2 separate regions of the Homo sapiens genome follow, and region 2 is linked to region 1. The links are chromatin loops, found by intact Hi-C in ENCODE. Cell type or tissue: PC-3. All regions are shown on one strand. Links, peaks and the distances in the headings refer to the core of each region. The heading gives the core; the rest is flanking DNA. Region 1 overlaps RGS5 (regulator of G protein signaling 5). Region 2 has its middle 79 kb from the start of CCDC190.

The links. Peaks named below come from ENCODE experiments on the same cell type or tissue, not always from the same donor. Only the 100,000 strongest peaks of a DNase experiment are listed, where the experiment ranks them.
Region 2: a loop joins it to region 1, with 8 times the contacts of the local background. A loop is called at or near these places in 2 of 110 quality-filtered maps.

Annotation. Positions count from the first base shown.
Region 1 is chr1:163,166,348-163,176,423 of GRCh38, reverse strand. It overlaps RGS5 (regulator of G protein signaling 5), which reads left to right. Exons shown (of 5, transcript NM_003617.4): 2 at 8,056-8,166. All of the region lies in intron 2 of RGS5-AS1 (RGS5 antisense RNA 1), which reads right to left. Among named protein-coding and RNA genes, the nearest start is that of RGS5-AS1, 9.7 kb to the right of the region's middle. In PC-3, for the core only: CTCF peaks have their summits at 1,219, 1,436 (motif pointing right) and 5,139 (motif pointing right); DNase peaks (open chromatin) are centred at 1,413, 5,083 and 8,173; H3K4me3 peaks cover 1,322 bases; H3K27ac peaks cover 5,070 bases.
Region 2 is chr1:162,935,092-162,945,167 of GRCh38, reverse strand. No RefSeq gene overlaps it. Among named protein-coding and RNA genes, the nearest start is that of CCDC190, 79 kb to the right of the region's middle. In PC-3, for the core only: a CTCF peak has its summit at 5,930 (motif pointing left); a DNase peak (open chromatin) is centred at 5,927.

The DNA.
Region 1 (10,076 bases), core at 1,028-9,027:
TGTCGAACTCCCAACCTCAGGTGATCTGCCCGCCTTGCCCTCCCAAAGTGATGGGATTACAGGCGTGGGCCACTGCACCCGGCCTGCACAGGCTTTTCTCTGTCCACCATGGTCCTAAGAAATTAAGTCAGCTTATTTAAACAAGAACCCTGGGAGACTTCCTAGTCTGTTACTGCAGGTTACTTGTGATGGTCCCTTACTGAAAATGAGCTAACCTGGGGTAGCTGAGGTAACAGCTTGAACATAAAAATGAAAAGAGTTGTTATTAAGACAATCTGCTGAAGGGAAACGTTAGAACATATCAAGAGTTGAAAGGGTATAATAGATAAACGTGCTTTCTGTGAATATATTTGACACAAATGACATTGTCAGTTCCATCTTTTCAGCCATCTTATAGTTTGAAGGGGCTTATTATGTAATTAATCACTAATATGAGTGAAAGCCTAAAACACTGCTAGGGAATGATTCACTTGTGTTTAGAAACAGAGCTTTCATTTCTGAAGTCATATCATAACACATTAATACTACTACTACTATATATTCCTTAGCATTTTCTTCACCTTTTTATCATTTGGAGCACCCGAGGAGTATTTCATATTAACTAACCATAGAGTCATTTTCCATCATGTATCATATATTAATTATATAAATCAAGTAAGAAAATAAATACATGTTTTAACATGATATCACACTATTACTAAACTTCTCTTTCATATGCTGTTAAAGCACAAGCAATGAGTGAATTTTCTGTAGTTCAAACTGAAGTAGGTAAATTCAGAAATAGGGTAGATGGTAGATGCCAAAATGATAGATTCTTTCCACCACAATCACCCGGCACTGCCTTTCTCTGCAGTTAAGAGTCCATCTTGATTTTAGGGGCCATGCTGAGGATCCTGGCAAGTTGAGGATTTCAGCCCCAGAACTGAGCCGACTTTCCACTAGCATATTCTTATACTCCCGCTAAGGGTTTTCAAGATCATCCATTACCCTGTCTCGGAGCCACCTACAAGGAGCAAACTCCACTGATATGAAGTTTTAAATGAGCAGCCAGGAAGAAAGCTGTTCCAGCTTTCAGCAAAATGCATTCTCCCTCTTGATAGGCCCGCGCAGGGACCCTCTGGGCCCTCTTCCCTCTGTCAGTCTCTGCTGGGTTCTACCTCTCAGATTAGTTCTCAGCTGCACGGAACTCAGAGGAGCTCCTCTCTCCTCTGGTCTCTAATCCGGCAAATGTCTTACTCTCGGCTGTGGACATTGACGGCTAGCGAGTGTTTTAGAAGCTTGTGTTTCTCTTTCCTGGGTATCTATTCCAGACATGTTCTTTTTAGTCCGTGGAAAGAAACCTCGTAGTGTTTCTTCAGAAGGAAGCAGCCTGGAACCAATCTGCTCTTTGCTCAGTTCTTTGCTAATGCTCACGCCTTCCCACAGCCAGCAGGGGGCATCTGCGACACGGATTTAAATTGCATTGAATTTAAATTGGATTATCCGATGTTAGGACACCTCTTTTGGAAATGTGTTGTAAAAATCTTGCCTTATGCTTCTCAACTCTCCTCCCTCTCTTCTTCCTTCTCGCTGTTCCTGACATATGTCTGGCGTCTACAGCGAAACCTGTTTGTGATTGCCGAAAGCCTTTCAACCACAGGAATAGCCTATGCCCCAGGGCTACTTCTGTTTCTTTTAAATCCTGAAAAATTATGGTCTTATAATTGATTCTTTTCAGATTGCTAGTGATTGCAATTATCCTCCCTGCCTCTTCTCATCAGCATATGTCCTATATAATATGAGGAACTAAATGCCCCACTTGACCATTCTCAATCTCTTTCAAGGACAGAAATTGAATTCACTTACTTTATAGTGCTTATAGTCATTTAATGGTGTTACCTCTGTCCAGTTAGCAAATTAGAGACATCTTAGTCCTCCGTGACTCATTCTAAGCTGCACTCCAATATTTCACCTACTCCACCCCAAAATGCAGCTTTACTATAACCTAGCAATTCAGTTCATTCATTCATTTGCTCATTCATCAATTTACATGGCAAATCTTTATTGAATGCTATTAAATGCCAGGCCCTGTGCTAAGTGCTGAAGCTGTAATTGTGAACTAAACAAATGTTCACTCTGCTCTTGGGGACCTGACACTTTAATGGGAGAGATAGACAATATTCGCATATACATATACATATGGAGATATAAATGCCAATTGAAAAATGCCATGAATGGAAAATTCAGAGGGCTCTGAGGATATATTAGGAGCAGTTTTTAGGTATATAATATCTCCCATTGCACATTGGGAAGTTAGGGCTCCTTGAGGTTACAGTCTATGTTTGTTTGTTTGTTTATTTATTTATTTAGAGATGGAGTCTTGCTCTGTTGTCCAGGCTGGAGTGCAGCGGCATGATCTTGGCTTACTGCAACCTCCACCTCCTGGGTTCAAGCAATTCTCTGCCTCAGCCTCCCGAGTAGTTGGGATTACAGGTGCCTGCCACCACGCTTGGCTAATTTTTTTTGTATTTTCAGTAGAGATGGGGTTTCACCATCTTGGCCAGGCTGGTCTTGAATGCGTGACCTCATGATCCACCCACCTCGGCCTCCTAAAGTGCTGGGATTACAGGCATGAGCCACTGTGCCAGGCCTACGTTCTTTTGTTTTTATACTCCACCTACCTTCATCAGTGATTGGAAAAATATCTGCTATACAGTTTACATATATGTGTTTTATATTCAATTGTTCCAAGTGTCTCTGAAGCGAGAAACAACTCTGTAACCCTTGAAACACCTAGTATAAGATTTTATATATAATTGGTTCTTCACACATTCTGGTGGAATATAATTGTATTTCTCAAAATTTAACCATGTTTCTGTTTTTAGTGATTGCTTGTGCTGGTTTTCCACACTTATGCATCTTAAGGTGATAACCCATTAAATTCACGCACTAGCAGGAAGGACTGAGGTGGTCCGTGGCCTTTTGAGTTTTGACTTCCCAGCCAGCCAGCATACCCACACAGGGAGCAGATTTAAAACTGCAAAGCCCCAGAATTATTCAAACCGTTTTCAGTTTGGAATCACTAATGTGAGTCATCTAGACAAAGAATTATCTTCCTCTGAGCCTTTAATTAAACTTTAACTCAAGCATTTTCAATTGATTTTATTTCAAAACAAGTTTTTCTTTGTAAAACAAAAGAATAACAAGAGGAGGAAGAGAGATGACAGGAGATAAAAATAGTTTCTTGTTAATGAGCATTAATGTAATGTGGCCAGGAAAAAATGTCTAGTGTGCAGTCAAATAGAGCCCGAGACCAAGCAGGAAATTGTAAACAAATTAGAAAATTATCTTCTCTGGATGGTGTTGTTTTTGATGCCAAATTAATGTCAGATACATTCAAGTTTATCTATAAAGGGAAAATAGTTTGGTAAGCTGGAGCTATTGTTTTGTTTGAATTTTTCATTTGGTTTGTTTTATTTTCATATGTCTGTGAGGCTATGGTAGGGAGGAAAGGGAAACGGGGGATGAAATAATATTCCAGGGATTCTTGAGGAGTAAAACAAATCTAACATTATTTAGTCTTGTGAAAAGAGTGCAATGTTTAAAGTGATTTGAACTTCAGCATTTCTCAGCTCCTCGGCCTTTAAACTTTACTGTTGTATGAGCAGAAATGCAATAACATTAGTCATTCCCTGAACAATGAACTCCTAATTAAATTTAATAGACTTCACAACTTAAATACTCTTAACTTTATAATGCTCTATACTTGAGCCTATACCAAGCCAGAAACTGAAGCCATAGAAAGAAGTGTTTTCCAAAGCACTGAATATCTTTTCTCCCTTACATTTCCAGGGCAAATATGAGGAAAAGAGTAACCTGATGTTCTGGTATGTTAGTCTGCTCTGAAGAAATGGAATACGATTTTCTCTTGGCAATGTTATAAATGATAGTTGATTTCTAGATCATTCCACAAAAAACTCTATTTAAGCAGTGATATAGATAAAATAGTAGTAGGGTACTGATTCATCCTGGTTTTAAAAGGATTTTGTGGTATGTCTTGAGCATTTAACTACCATTTATAAATGGTGTTTTCACAGAAAATGCATTCTGAAATAGTAAAAGAAAATGTGAGATACATTGTGTTCATATGATAGGATGCCACGTCTTTAAATACAGACAGTTTTTGAAAGGCGCTTTTCAATAGTTTTATCTCTTGTTTGTTTTCATACCAACTTTGCTGCAAGCTAGGTACTGTATAGAGGTCCCTCCAACATCCATCCCTCTATCTGGAAGGGAAGCAGAGTAACTTCTTTGAATGGGCTTTCTGCTGTCTCACATTTCACCCTCTTGCAGTACAAACTACTTTTACATCCCTTAAAATAACACGCACCCACCCTTCCCTCTGGAACGCTCATTCTTTTCTAGCCCAACTGACTGACTGCTGCTCATTCTCTAGTTCCACATTTGCCTCCTCTGAGAAGTTCCCCCTGATCTACCGTTGTGGACACTGGTGCTCCTCTGTGAGAGTTCTGCTGCTTTCTGGACAGTCTGTCTTTAAGCACCCGTTTGTGATTGTTTCCACATCTAAGACCTCTCCGGGCTAAAAGCACCTTGAAAGCAAGGAGCAAACCTAATGGTGTTTGTATATTTACTGCATACTGCCTGACACAGTAAACATGACCAATGAGTTAATCAGTAAGGAATAAATGAATTAAGTCACTAATAATTCTTTTACATACATTCGATTTCTTTGTTCTAATTATCCCTTAATCTCCAACTATTATTCTTGCATCAGGAAATCAAACACAAATATTTTTCTGCCTTTTACAAAAGCAAAAGGCTCAAATGGAGCAAGAAATAGAAAAAAAAGGAACTAAATTTGAGAGGGGGGATAAAGTTAAAACCAAAACAACCAACCAAACAGAAACCTAAACATGAGAGACTTTCATTACATCATTGTTATCTAAATATTGGTGAGTGGACTATTGTGTCAAGGTTGAAACTGAAAACAGTTGCAGCATGGATTCCACAGATGGGTGCACAGGAAGGGAGGGACCTATGGAGCCAGGAGGATATGGATTATGGATGAAGGTTTTCACGGACTGGGTGGGATACTGTGTCCTAGTGCACCTTGCATCTCTGACTGTAATACTGCACATTAGTCAGCAGAGGGTAGCCACAAATATTGCATGCATTTCTCCTCCCCACTTAATGTTTTCTTCATTTTTCAGATAAATATAAAATTGGCAATTCTTGTCCCCAGAGGTAGAATATAGAAGGTTGTGGGTGTAGTAATTCCTTAGTAACTTGCGGGGAATTTTTTGTATGTTTCAATGTAATGTTCGAAGCTAGGGAACATGGGCGGTGGGTTGGAAAAATGATTGTGTAGTTAGAACTAACTTTAAAGAAGCCGTGTTCTATGCCAAATGCTGTGCTAAGTGACTCACATGCATTAGTATATTTAATCATCTCAAAAAGTCTTAGGATATACTATTTTATCAGTCCAAATTTCTAGGCAAAAGAACTAAACATTAGATAATTTAAGTAACTTGCAACACTTGGAATTAAAGCGACACTTATTCTAATTCACAATGTTATATAAGCTCCCTCGGCAGAACAGTCCCAGTTTTTACCCTAATGCCGTGCTGAGCTTGATCTGAGGTACTATGGGACCTGAGTTGGCTTTAGTCAATGAGAGGGTCTTAGGGAAAGAGTGAAAGCAGAACAAAATGAAAAGGAAATGACACTGTAGAGATGACTGTTCCTAAAACATAGTTTTCAAAACCATATTTACTAGCCTAAAGGAAAATATGTTATAATTAGGCATTTATGGAGTTTTTATAAGTTACCACAGGTTTCCTTACATTTTTTTTCCCTAATATCCGTAACTGCAAATCTTAGGCATTTACTTAAATTGCCTCATCACAGCCTCCCTGTGAACAAATGAGGAAAGTATGTGTACAATAGTAAAATCCTATTTGGCTGCCATGTGAACTTCACCACATCTCTTTAAAACTTTGGTTATGATTAGCATTGACTGGGAGGTAAATGTTAGCAGATTTGTAAAGAACAAAATCAAGATATTTTTAGTTCACTTTGGCAAATATTTTTAAATGTTTACTATATTGCCAAGCATTGTGCTAGGCACAGGGGTTAAAAAGTATTTAAGACTAAATTCCTACCATCAAAAAGTTCTCATATCCAAGTAGAAAAACAGAAACATAAGTCAATGACCATAATGCAATATGATGAACCCTGTCTTAAAAGCATGGGTAAAGTGCTAAGGTGACTGGGAAAGGGTAGCTTTTTGGGTCTCCCAATATTCAACAACTTGTCCTATGGATTAATATTTAAGATTTGCCTGGTGCTTTTCTAGTATAGAATTGTGATAAAGTGATGGATAGATTAGAAGGTTAGTTTTAAAACTGAGCGTGAAAATAGTTGCATCCCGTGATGGAGGAGTACCCAGAATTCTGACCATATCTACTCACTAAAATACTGAAGATACAAAGAAGCAGTAAATTCTGCTGTAGTTTGTTGTTTGGCAATTAGTACTCATTTATCAAGGCTTACTGCACATAAGATAGTCTGACAGCCATAGAGAACAATGGATAAGGAGTTGGAAACAAAAATTTTATAGAGAAATAAATAATCAAGTGGAATGATTTAATTTTATAGCTGGAAATAGCTCAAAAAACATCTAAAATGATGGATAACGTCATCATTTTACAGATGAGGGAACTGAGGTCTGGCAGTAAAAAGTGGTCATTTTACTTCTCAAAAGAAGATATTTATGCAGCCAAAAAACACATGAAAAAATGCTCATCATCACTGGCCATCAGAGAAATGCAAATCAAAACCACAGTGAGATACCATCTCACACCAGTTAGAATGGCGATCATCAAAAAGTCAGGAAACAACAGGTGCTGGAGAGGATGTGGAGAAATAGGAACACTTTTACACTGTTGGTGAGACTGTAAACTAGTTCAACCATTGTGGAAGTCAGTGTGGCGATTCCTCAGGGATCTAGAACTAGAAATACCATTTGACCCAGCCATCCTATTACTGGGTATATACCCAAAGGATTATAAATCATGCTGCTATAAAGACACATGCACACATATGTTTATTGTGGCACTATTCACAATAGCAAAGACTTGGAACCAACCCAAATGTCCAACAATGATAGACTGGATTAAGAAAATGTGGCACATATACACCATGGAATACTATGCAGCCATAAAAAATGATGAGTTCATGTCCTTTGTAGGGACCTGGATGAAGCTGGAAACCATCATTCTCAGCAAACTATTGCAAGGACAAAAAACCAAACAGCACATGTTCTCACTCATAGGTGGGAATTGAACAATGAGAACACATGGACACAGGAAGAGGAACATCACACACCAGGGACTGTTGTGGGGTAGGGGGAGGGGGGAGGGATAGCATTGGGAGATATACCTAATGCTAAATGACGAGTTGATGGGTGCAGCACACCAACATGGTACATGTATACATATGTAACAAACCTGCATGTTGTGCACAGGTACCCTAAAACTTAAAGTATAATAATAATAAAAAAAAGTGATCATTTTTTCCAAATGTCATATATCTAACAATAGTGAAGACCAGAGCCCTCAGAAGACTAGTAGGCAATGCATGCAGAGTTCTACCTGGGAACTCTAGCATCAGACAGCTTGGGCTCACATCTGTCTCCACCAAATACTGGCTGGGTTATCTTAAGTTATTTAAACTCCTGTCATTCCGTGACCTCATCTGCAAAATGGAAATAGTACTATAGTGTCTGCAGATATAAAATGAGAGAACACATATAAAACAATAATGAGGATTAAAATGTAGTGCAAATTAATGAAGGACATACTAAGAGCTTGATAAATGCTATTTATTAGAACTTATATATCCTAATTTCTGCATTAGTATTCTTTCTGCCACAAGAAAAATAAAAGTGAAATGGGATTTTGTTCATTTTTGTTTCTCTGACACAGGAAGAAATCTCTTCTTAAAATCTGTATGCACATGTGGTGTCCTCATTTCCCCTTGTGTCTCTTCTTTCAGGGCCAAGGAGATTAAGATCAAGTTGGGAATTCTCCTCCAGAAGCCAGACTCAGTTGGTGACCTTGTCATTCCGTACAATGAGAAGCCAGAGAAACCAGCCAAGACCCAGAAGTGAGTCATGAATATGGATTCCACTCATTTCCTCCAGAGGATGGCTATTTTCCAAGTGTTTAGCACCATTCCTCATCTGTAGAACTACCCCCTTCAATTACTCATTAAGGATCATAAGAGCCCTCAGAGAGTTGGTTTGCAAAGAAGCTCTTTTTTTTTTTCTCAACTATCTCATGTCTGGAGCATCTTATTGAATACAGGCAGAATACATAAAAAATAAAAGATAAGACTCTGCCTTATTTTTGAGAGACAGACATACTTATAAAATAGACAGACCATACTTATAAAATGATACCAGCCACTACAGCAGTGTGGTAAAAATACCTGCTCATTTACTGCCTTGGTAACCACTCCTGATCCAGTTAATTATGAGCCCTGGATGCTTACCTGCTGATGAACTATCTAAAGCTGCTTCCTCAGCAGGGTGATGTGAGAACATTTCCCTCAGAAAGATACTAAGGACAAGGCAGACAATTTCAGCCTAATCGTTCCTTCTCCAAGATAGTGCCCCTCAAGTTCCAACAGAGGAACAAAGTCTGTTACTTAAGTGAAGAACGAATACTGGACTAGCTATTTCTATTTAATGTACACCAGGTATTTTTCCCAATTCATAAATTAATATTCTTGATTGGATTTCTGCAATCCTCCCTCATCCCCATTCTCCTCTCCCTACACATTCCTCCTGTCAATTTAGGCATCCTAGGGAACTATTACTTCTAAAGAGTCATGATGTTATGGCAGTGAATCCAGGTCTCACAGTGTGCATTGGCCCCGCTTTAACTCAGGAACACGACTCCCAGCATTCCCATCGTTCATCATCATCCCTGCTAGCTGCAGAGACTGTCACTACCTAGACAGATACACTCCATCTTCCCATTAAAACAGAGATATCCATGAAAAATCAAGAAAGGAAAATGGGAAGAAGAAAAGGCCAAGGCATTCAAATTCCTTCGCTCTGCTATCTTAGAGCTTTGAGGATATCACAGAAGTGTGGTAAAAATATAGGAGTCCCTTTAACCTCCATTTCTCTTTTTAAATGGAATATTTGTGTAAATTGGCCAGCCTGTCCTTTGTCCAAATGACCTCAACTTACCATAGCTGGATTGATTGGGAGATAAAGAGATGAGTTATTCTTTCTCTTTTTTTAATCTTTTTCCATTAGCCTAAGTGAATATTTCCATTCCTCCTTTTTTTATTACTTCAAAGTGATTCTAAACAGGAAGTGAGGCATAATTGCGTTTTCTGCATTTGAAAAGGAGAAGCTAATTCAGTGTGGAGCAGCAGGCACCAAGCGGTAGTGGAGAATAAGAACCACATTTCATAGCAGCAACAGATCAAAACATCTATTTTGAAGTAAACAATGTGACAATTTATTGATCCGTTGGTATTAACTTTAAAAAAATAGAGTTCTACATTTCCTGCTTTAAATCTCTGCTTTAACATTCACATAGACCCTTAAACTGTTGAGATTAAAAGGGATTCAGAGAGAAGCTGTTCTGGAAGAAACCCTGGGGCTGACCATTTATTGGATTATTTACTTCTCTTGTCTTCCATCCCCTTTCTTCCTCCAGAAGCCTAAATTGTTTTGGAAAATTCCTTCATATCCCTAGAGAATAATTCTGTATCTATTGCATTTTCAACAGTGACCAATAAAAAAGTTTCCCACTCTCTTCTGAATCCACAGACCCCATCCCACCTCCTCATGTTTGGCAACTTTCTATGCCATTTATCTGACAGGAAATACTGTGTTCTGCATAAGCTCCATCTCTCTCTCTCTTCTCTCACTTTAAAATTTCTCTGTATTTTTAACTCATGTTCTTCTTTCAGAGGGGAAAATAATTCTTCTCTTGATTGGAGGTATTTTTAACCCTTCTCATATTCTTTGGGTTACTGACATCAGTAGAATCCGT
Region 2 (10,076 bases), core at 986-8,985, 230 kb after region 1:
TAGTGGAGCCCTCTGGGTCTGATTCATCTCCCTTAAGGGCAGATATCTGTTTTAGTTGATAATAATGCCTCTAAAAATTGGGTCACCAAACAACTCTTGCAGTTTTTCTGGCCACATCATGGGGAGAGAGAATCTAGTAAGTGCTAATTTCTCTTTTTCTCACCAACCTATATTAATCCAATCAACAAATATGTGTCTGTAGCTGCAGGAGTCTCTAATCAACACATTATTTTTTTTATTCTGAACTGCCTCTGGATATCTCTATTTCAGAATATCTATGAAATAAATTTCTTAGAAGGGGAAGGGTGTTCTGAAGTGATGTCTTCGCAGCACCATAGTTGTCCAATTAGCAAGGACTGGAGACATAACGAAAGAAATCATAGATCTAATAAGTAAGGAATAGGAAGAAACTTGAAGGATCAGACTACTGTGTTTCCATCATAGAGAAAGGAAAAACACTGCCACAGTCTTTCATTGCAGGTTCCTTGAGAATGCACACTGACACATTCTAGTCCAGAGTGTTACATAACATCTAGATCAATAAATCCATAAATTTTTGTAGATTGAAAAATTAAAGATGCCACACTCCTCACCAGCCCAAGAACAGAATACTGGGTCTAAAGGACTTCATTATGTTTTATATTATTCAATTATTATAATAAATATTCCTTCAATTGGTGTTCCTTGATTATTCAGTTTTCAGATTTTGCCTCTACTATTTTCTAGTCTCATTAAGTATTCATATATTCATCTTTTCCGTAAATTTTATGCTGTTTCTCAAGTCTTGGGCATCCAGACTAGTGTATAAGAATAATTTGATACTTTTCTAAGAGACAGAAAATCACTTTCGTTCATTTATTGCTTTTTCATAACTTTTCTGTACGATTTTCTGCATCACAATTTTTCTTTCCATATCCTAGAGGGCAGGGATCACGTAGGTGTACATTTTTGAAAATTTAACCTAGAATTTTGTTTCAGGTTTCCAGACCTAATAGATAATCAAATATTTTCTGTGTAAAGGTTATTTTTCTTTTAAGAAGCAATAATAATTTGTAATACTTTTATATATTTTAAGTTTTACATTCAAAAAATAAATCTCATGATCTTACAATTATTAACTATAATTAAAGCTATCATTTATTGAGCATTTAAAATATGCCATGCATTTTTCTAAACACTATAATGCATATTCATGGACTCAACCTTTCTAAGTGGCTAACTAACTCAAGGTGCTACAGCTGTTACCAACCAAGTTGGGATTTGAACACTGTTTCTTTAAGTGTAAAGCCTTGTTCTTAACCACTGTACTATACTAACCTTCAGGTATTTCAGGAGCCCTGATGGTATATTTGGTTACAAACAATCTCTGCATGGTGCAGCTGTCCTGTGCATGACATTTATGTGAGTTATGACCTTCTGACTATGCTTGCCAAGACACAGGATTGGAAGAATCTATTCCCATGGCCACAGAGATCTAGTTGCAAATTGTTATGTTTGGGTGTCTCATATGGATTTAATTGACTTTGGGATTAAGAGATGCTATGTTGGGGAGGACGTGAAACTCCTGGATTATCATGGTGACTCTAATTCTAAAAACATTTTAATTTTATTTCACAAACCCAATGTTTTAGGAAAACATTTTAATTTTAAAACACAGATGTCTTTTGTGGGAATGGAAACTTCACACAAATTCTTAAGATGAAACATGAAACTTCAAAGAAATGTCTTGTTCTTAACCTACTCTTTTCCAACCCCTCACCCCACCCCCGGCTCCCACAGGGTTTGCATTTAGTTCCCCTGCAGTTAGGAGAGTGGAAAAGTTTGACACACTCTTTGATGTATTTTAAAGTCTCTGCCGTTACGCAATGAAATTTGGCTCTCAGAAGCTAGTCAGCTTCCTTGAGGGAAAAGAGAATATTTATGAAAAGGAAACCTCTGCAGGTAAGTTGTACACAATTAGCACCTTTACTGAAGCTTTTACTAAGCTACAGTTGTGTCAAAGAAAGTCTCCACCCATTGTACCCAGAACAGCCTGTCTAAATCTCAAGCTCAGCCTGAAACATCTCATGCCAAGAACTTCTTAGCCCAGGCAGAGACATTAACATCTGATCTAGTGCTCACATGTACAGGACAGTCAAACATCTGGGACAAGAGAAGTGTTAGCAGTTCACTGCTGCTGCTTCTTTTCAGCTGCACTTAAATGGTTTTATGTAGGAAGCTGTACTGATGAGGATACTCTTGCTACTGAGTGACAGGGAGAGCAGTGAGAAGCAGCATGGTATAAGGGAAAGCTTAAGCTCTGAGCAGTCACACAGACCTCCTTACATTCTAGCCCTACCACTTAATTGTTATGTGTTCCTTAGCTCTTGGAACCTCACTTTCTTTATCTATAACATAGGGATGATGATAATAGTACTTCATAAACTAATTGAGAATATTAAGGAGGTAAATACATGTAAAGTGCATAGATCAAAGCTGAGTGCATAGATACTTTCCCAGAAAGACAGCCATCACCATTATCATTAATCTGGGGACACTGGGGAAAACGTCCCAGGCAGTCATGCAGTTTCTAGTCACTCTCCTATTTTCCATCTGGTACACAGACAGTAAAACCATCTTTCAGCCCACTACCTTAACCATGTCCCAACCTTCCTGAGACCATGCAATAGATTCCCTCAGCCAGGAATATCAAACCCCAATTCCTCTACTTTGGCTTTAAGACCTATCCGTGACTTTCCCTCCCAATGCTTCACTCTCTTTCCTTACTTCTCCCTTTTTGATCACAGCGTTTCACCTTTATCAAATTTTTCTTTCTGTCTTTGTATATTTGACTTATTTCTCTACCCTGGTACTAATGCTCCTGATGGTTTTCTCAGCTGAAATTCCCTCTCTGTCACCTCTGTGAAAGTCACACACTTGAGGGCAGACTGGGTTGGAATCCACACTGATCTTTAGTAGCTGCAGGACCATCCATGCTTAATTTTCTTCTTCAGTCTTCAGTTTCTTAATCAATAAGGTGAAAATTGAAATATTTGATTACATGAGATTGTTAGAACTAAATAAGATTCTATATGTAAAGTAGCCAGTAGACACATAATGGGTGCTAGGAGAAAGTTTCACAACCATCAGAGCTTAGTGCACACTTCTTTTCTTCTGGGACACACATACTCATTATTGCCAATAATATCTGTGGTCCTCAGCTATAATGTACTCAACTTGAGGGTGGTGGAAGATCTCTGTGAATACTGAAGTTTGAATTTTAGCCCCAGAACTTGTTTGCTGTGTGTGAACTTGGATAAGTTTCTCAATTTCTCTTAACCTCTATTTCCATATCTATTAAAAATTTACAAATCACATACAAAGAGTATAAAAACAAAATGAGAGAGTGCATATAAACACAGCATTGCATTTTAGAAATGTATTCCAAAAGTAGCACCTACCAGATATTATATTAGTTTGTACCCAGGATACTTTTGATTGCAAGTACATATTTTGACTCTGTAGCTTGACCTTTTTAAGGGCATGAATTTTTTGTTTTATAAATTTTTTGTAGAACTTTAAGCTTCTTGCCAGTGAGGATTCTATACTTTATGGTAATTTTAAATGAATGAAAAGGATTTATCCCATTGGAATGGCTTGTTTCAGATTTAGAACTAAGTAAGAGATCAAAGGGTGATAGAAGGGAAAGGTAATAGAACAACTTAGACAGTGAATAGATGAAAAAGCAGGATAAGGAAGGAGAAAGCTACCATAGCCCATCCTTCTCTGTAGAAGACATGGGCTAAGACTCTCTGTTCTCTTCCAGGAGACACTGCTCCCAAGTTCTTCCTGTCAGTACCCCACTGAGGTGTTGCTGCTGCATGTCGACTTCCTGCTCCAATGCCATCCTTCTTCAAAGCCCAGGACTTCCATCCTTCCACAGCAGGATTAAAAGTAATGGCAAAACCGCAATTACTTTTGCACCAACCTAAATACGTGTTTCTGTTTTAGCCTAATTGTGCTCACCAGAGACCTAGCCATGCCTGCTTCTCTTGAGAGGCTTGGTGGCAGGAGCTGGGCTACAGAGCTCCTTGGGAAAGAGCTAGCCTAAGTCAAAATCCAAGAACACAACTCAAGACCTGGGTTAGATAAGAGGGATGACTATGTGGGACTGTGAGACTTGTCCATCCTACACCAAGTATGGAGGGTTTTTTTTTTTCCTTTTCTAACTAACATTTCTTCAGTACCCCTTTTTGCACAAATAATCTGAATAACACATCTGAAAATGAAGCTCTCGTCATAAAAGACTTACATTTAATAAGATAACTATTTAGTGTTGAGTATCGAGCACCAGACTAAGAATCAGAAGACCTAAGTTTGGGGTCTAATTTCTCCCTCTGACTTGGATCATATCTTTAACTTTTCAAAGGTCTCTGATTCCTCCTCTATCAAAGGAAAGGATTAGGCTGGATGGCTTTAAGTGCCTCAGAAGTCCAGCTATCTAGCCATAGTCTCTAACCCAGAGAGCCTGAGGCTAACTTCAGACCCACTCTAACCCTATTTGTGGAAACCATGGCCCAAAGACATGTTTCACGTTTGCTTGTGAATGGATTACCCTGGTTACTTTAGTCTCCCATGATTTTCCTCTTCTGCTGGGGGCTCAGAGGTGATATCTCTATACTTACCAATGCTGATGCCAAATGTGACTGCTATATATGCGAAGACCCACTGATATGCCAACCACCTAAGGCTACTAGTGACTGAGTTCATAAGCACTGAAATGGCTTCTGCTAAAGTCACTAGCAACATCTTTTGTTGCTGCTACAGGTCTAGAGAATAATGTTGCTATACCTTGGGCTCGCAATGTACCATAGAGAATTTTAGGGAGACAGCTTCTTTACCTGTACTTTTACTATATCTAATTCATTCTAAGACTCAGGTGTAGTTCTTTGTGGGTTGGGCTGGTTTGCAGCCTGTACCTCTCAAAATCACTTCTCTTCTTCAACCTTGGCTTTCTGGCCTTGAAGGAGTGGATAACACTATTTTTTCTAGCATTCATTTTTTTCTTACCTACAGTTCATGGAGGCTTCTGAGTCCCTCATATATTGGGCCTCTTCTTCTCAGACCCATTTCATCACCACAACATATCTAAATCTTAGGGTGATTAAAGTTTAAATTCAAACTGAGACCTCTGATATGATTATATGAGATAAAGGCTGGATGATCTGAGGATGGGGAGCAAAAATTGAATCTGGTTGGAAGAAGCACAGTTTCCTAAAACCCTGACAGGAGGGAGCACTGTTTTGTGCTTTGGAAAGGCTAGAGGTCACAGCCCACCTCTGCGAAGTGAGACAGAAGGAGGAGTAGAAAGGAAGGAAAGAATAAAAAGAAGCCAGTCTTTTTCTTCTCTCTCTTTAGACATCCTATTGTACTTCTCCATTTTTGTCTCTCTCTAGGGGATCCTAGCCTGCCTATTAATAAATATTCCCTTCTGGAATTCTAGAATATCATAATCTACTTTCTTAAGTATTTCTACATAGGAAAACAAGCAAATCAATTAATATTTCATCACTGTTGCTAACACATGTAATTCAAGATCTCTACATATTTGTCCTGAGTTTCTAATCTCACTAGGATTTACCTTAGCACTGAGCGAGTATTCACTGGGATCAAAGAGCAGTTTGTCTGATTACTCTTTTCTAATTAGCATTTCTTCCAGTATAAATTTTTGATGCCCTCATCCCAGGAGTGTTTGATAATGCCTCTGTGTCTATAGGTTAACGTATTTCTTAATAAGATCCTCAATCCTGGTCCTTCCTACTTCTCCACATTCACTTCCACTCACTCCCAACATCCCCACAAAACAGCCTTCCCAAACCCCCAACACATATGCACTTCATGCACACATATGCACATGCACATAAGCTATCACCTGTGAAACTGCATAGCGCACCCTCTACTGGTTATTAGAGTTCAGAGAAGAGATACGTCTCTACAGTCTGGAAAGACTGGGAAAAGAGGGAAGTAACGTGTTAACGAGAATTAAGTCTGGGAAGTGGAGGTCAAAAGCTGGAGGGCCCTTAATGGTAGGATAGGGGTCTGTTTTAAGACAAGGGTTTGGGCAAGGGAATGAAGCAAGGAGAATTATACTAGGGAGACTGATAGGAATTGACTGTAATAATATAGTGCTGGCATAAGGAAGGAATTTGAGTTGCGGCAGGAGCATGGAGGTGAAATGTTATAAAGAATCAAGAAAACACAGATAAAGTTTACACAGACATCCCCATTGTTCTCAGGTACTCCTGAAGCAAAGTCCCCTCTGAGGCAGATATTCCTAATTGTTCCACTGCAGCCATCCTCCTCTTCATCCAATGAAGATGGATTTTGAGTTTTAGCTACACATATAATGAGTCTGAATATAGATTATATTCTCCACCACCCATTACCCCTAGGTGTGGCCATATGACCAAGTTCTGGCCAATGGGATGGGAGTGGAAGTAATGGAGAACTTCCAGGTCCTACCTTTAAAAGCAAGGGCCAAGAACAAAAATTTTTTAAATAAACAAATAAACTAAAAGCAAGGGCCATGCCTTTCACTTTCTTTCCCCCTTCCTCCAGTGGAATGAGGATGTGGTAGAGGACCATTGTGAACTATGCTGAAAAGGGCTACCCTGGGGCCCCTGCTTTTCCCAGAATGGAGCTGCCATACTAGTTTAGGTGTTTAAGAGTGTAAGAACTAAACTGTCTCATTTAAGTCCCTGTAATTATACATCTCTGTTTTGGGCAACTGAATCTGTAACCTGATTAATACACTTTTTAATCTCACAAGTAGAAAGCATTTTGAAAACAATAAGGTTTAAATTAATTTAAAATTGCACATTTTAAAAACAAAGAGATTTCACACATCAGAAACTATGTTAGGAATTCCACTATCTTATTTTGAAAACTGTGTTGATAAGTGTTAGTGTTAGTAGTAGTCAACACTACCACCCCCCGACTAGGTCTTCAGGGATCAGTGGAAGCCAAAGTTTCAGATAAGGAAGTTGCTTTTCCACTAGATAGAGAACAATCTAGAGTTTTTTTTTTTCTTCAGGTAAACTAAGAGGAACCGGATGGGAACAGAGATGAGAAAGATAAAGAGAAAAGCTGCATTGTGCAATTTTATTCTCTATGATTCTTCAGACATTTTCAGTGAAATACAATAAACCCAAAAATGTCTGATGTAAGTGCATTTTATTGGGTAAACCTGTTCAGAGGCCGAGTTTTCTGTCTAGATTAACAAAGCAGACAGCAGCTGCAGAAAAAAAGAGACAGAAAGCAGACAGAAACATGAGAGTGTAAGCCCATAGGTATTTACAGAAATTGAGTAGGTTTTTCCATTTTAAAACTATGGACATTTGGGACTGAATAATTCTTCGTTGTGGGGACTATTCTACGCATTGTAGGGTATTTAGCAACATCCCTGGCCTCTACCCACTAGCTGTCAATAGCCTTCTATCTCCTCCCAAGTCTTGACAATCAAGTTTCTAGATGTCTCCAAATGTTCCCGGTGGGGCAAAATTGCCCTAGGCTGTTCCTGGTGGGACTTATTGCCCTAATCCTCCAATTTATGTGTTATTGGGGGACACAAGTTTATGGGTCCCCCAATATGAAAATCATTGTTAAAGATGGGACTCAGATTGGCTCATTGAAGGAGAGAAGAGGAAAGGTAACAGACTTGACATTGGCGAATTCCTACCATTTGAGGTAGGAGGAGAAGCAGCTCAAAAAGACAAATTGTATATTACTTAGAAACTATTTTATGAGATTGGCCTAATGGCCAAAGATTTTTCTCTCTGGAGAAGAAAGAATGATGAAGGAAGTGTTAGGAAGAGAGAAGCAACAGGGCATGGGTGATTAAATACAAGGAATAAAAGACAGGGAGACTGCCTGCATCTGTTCCTTATCTGGCCAACTCAATCTATTATATCTCTAGGTGATCTGTCCAGAGCCCCATCCTCCAAGGCTATGTAAGGTCTTCCTGTCGTGTGTTTGAATATCTCTTTCTTCTAATTGGGAAATGATTCCACTTTATGGCAACTGCTTATGTGATGACCTGCCATCTGGATCCATGGAAGGAAAAAGCATGTCCACCTTACTCACTGTTGTATCTCTAGCACCTAACACATAGCTGGTTCATAGTAGATGCTCAAAAAACATTTGTTGAATGAATGAATGAGTAAATCAACAAACAAACTAATCTAATGTGACAGTATTTATTATCTTCATTTTATTGGTAAGAAAACAAACATATATAGGTTAGGTGATTTTCTTGCATAGGTTAAGGCCATATGACTAGTAAGCAGTAAAGTGTGACTGAGATCTAGACTTACATGATGTTAAATTTCAAGTCCTTTCCACAGTACTTCATCTATGTCTTGTTTTATAATGGCATTTTGGGAGTCTCCAGGGCCTCTCTGTTGCACAACTTTTAGTCTCAGCTACTCAGGAAGCTGAGGCAGGAGAATGGTGTGCACTCAGGAGGCGGAGCTTGCAGTGAGCCGAGATCGTGCCGTTGTACTCCAGCCTGGGCGACAGAGAGAGACTCTGTCTCAAAAAAAAAAAAAAAAAAGAAAGAAAGAAAGAAAGAAAGAAAGAAAGAAAGAAAGAAAGAAAGAAAGAAAGAAAGAAAGAAAGAAAGAAAGAAAGAAAGAAAGAAAAGAAAAGAAAGAAAGAAAGAAATGTAATTCTCACTGTGTGTGGTGGTTTTGGGGATGTGCAATGCAGGAGTCCTGAGCCTCTCACTTCTAAAATCTCCAACACAGGTGTTCCGGTTTCTGAGAACCTGACTTTTATCAGGCTCTACTCTATCTAAATATGATTCACACTCCAATTAAAATGCTGGCTAGATACACAGCTGAGTCCTTTCCACATATTCTCCTCCCTTCAAGTTCTTCCTAACTGAAAATTGGATTGAAAAGTAGCGAAAAAGGAAGTACAGGCAGTCTCTCTTTTACTAGCAGGCTATGTTCCCAAAGCTTATTTAAATGGATTGTTTGGAATTTATAACGTACTTTTTCCTTTAAAAAATAAAATAAAAACTGTTATAAGGAATAAATCAGTTTCCAGGTTAGACCATGGAGGTCATTTCACAAGTAGGTAAAATGAACTTCAATACAAACAGTCTTTGTTCAGGTGCCTAGAAGTTGAAATAAAAGTTTCCTAAGTGAGGTGACAGATCCAGAAAAAGCCTTAAACACGATGTTTGAAAACCTCTTGTCTTGTCTAATGTGCTAGAATAAAGGCTCAATAGACAATATACCCTGTTACAAAACTACTGGCAGAAAGAATGGTTTACCACAAACTTCTCTAAGACTCAAATCGTAATGTTTTCAAGACATTCTCCAAAATGTAATGCCTTACCCCAAAAGTTCTATACTGCATAATCAATCTTTCATTATTGAGGATTACATTTTGAAACAAACTTGACTTGGTAGTTTCATAAGAATATTACATTGATGCATGATTACCTTTCTGCCGACTTGCCATCTCACATGTGTGTCTAATATGCCTCTAAAAACATAAGGCCAAAACAAAATTCTCTAAATTTCCTCCTTAAATTCCTATCTGCCCTGCCCAAACCTCTTTTTTCTCTAAAACCATTCCCCTTTTCACAAAATGCTACATCATCCACTTTGGTTGCTCAAGTCAAAAATCTAAAATTCAGAGTTAATTGCTCTTTTTTCTTTATTACCCACCCTTCATATCCAAACCACAATAAAATTTTGTTTGTTCTACCTTCAATATGTGTTCTTAATCTGTCTACCTCTCTGCAACTTCACTGCTCCCAACATAGATACTGTTATCTCTCATCTGGACCATTGAAAAAGCCTCTAAACTCATTTCCCTGACCCCATTTTTCCTCTCACGTTTATCCTCCCTCCATTCCCTAGTATGGAAGAGCACGGGCTTTGGAGTAGAGGTACCAGGCATAAGCTACAGCCCTTTGCTATTAATGTAGCCTTCCCCAAATCATCTCGCCATTTCGTGTTGTTTCCGTTCAGCCCAGAGAGATGATCATTTGCACTCTCCATTTCATAAATCCAGTTCAGTGTTGT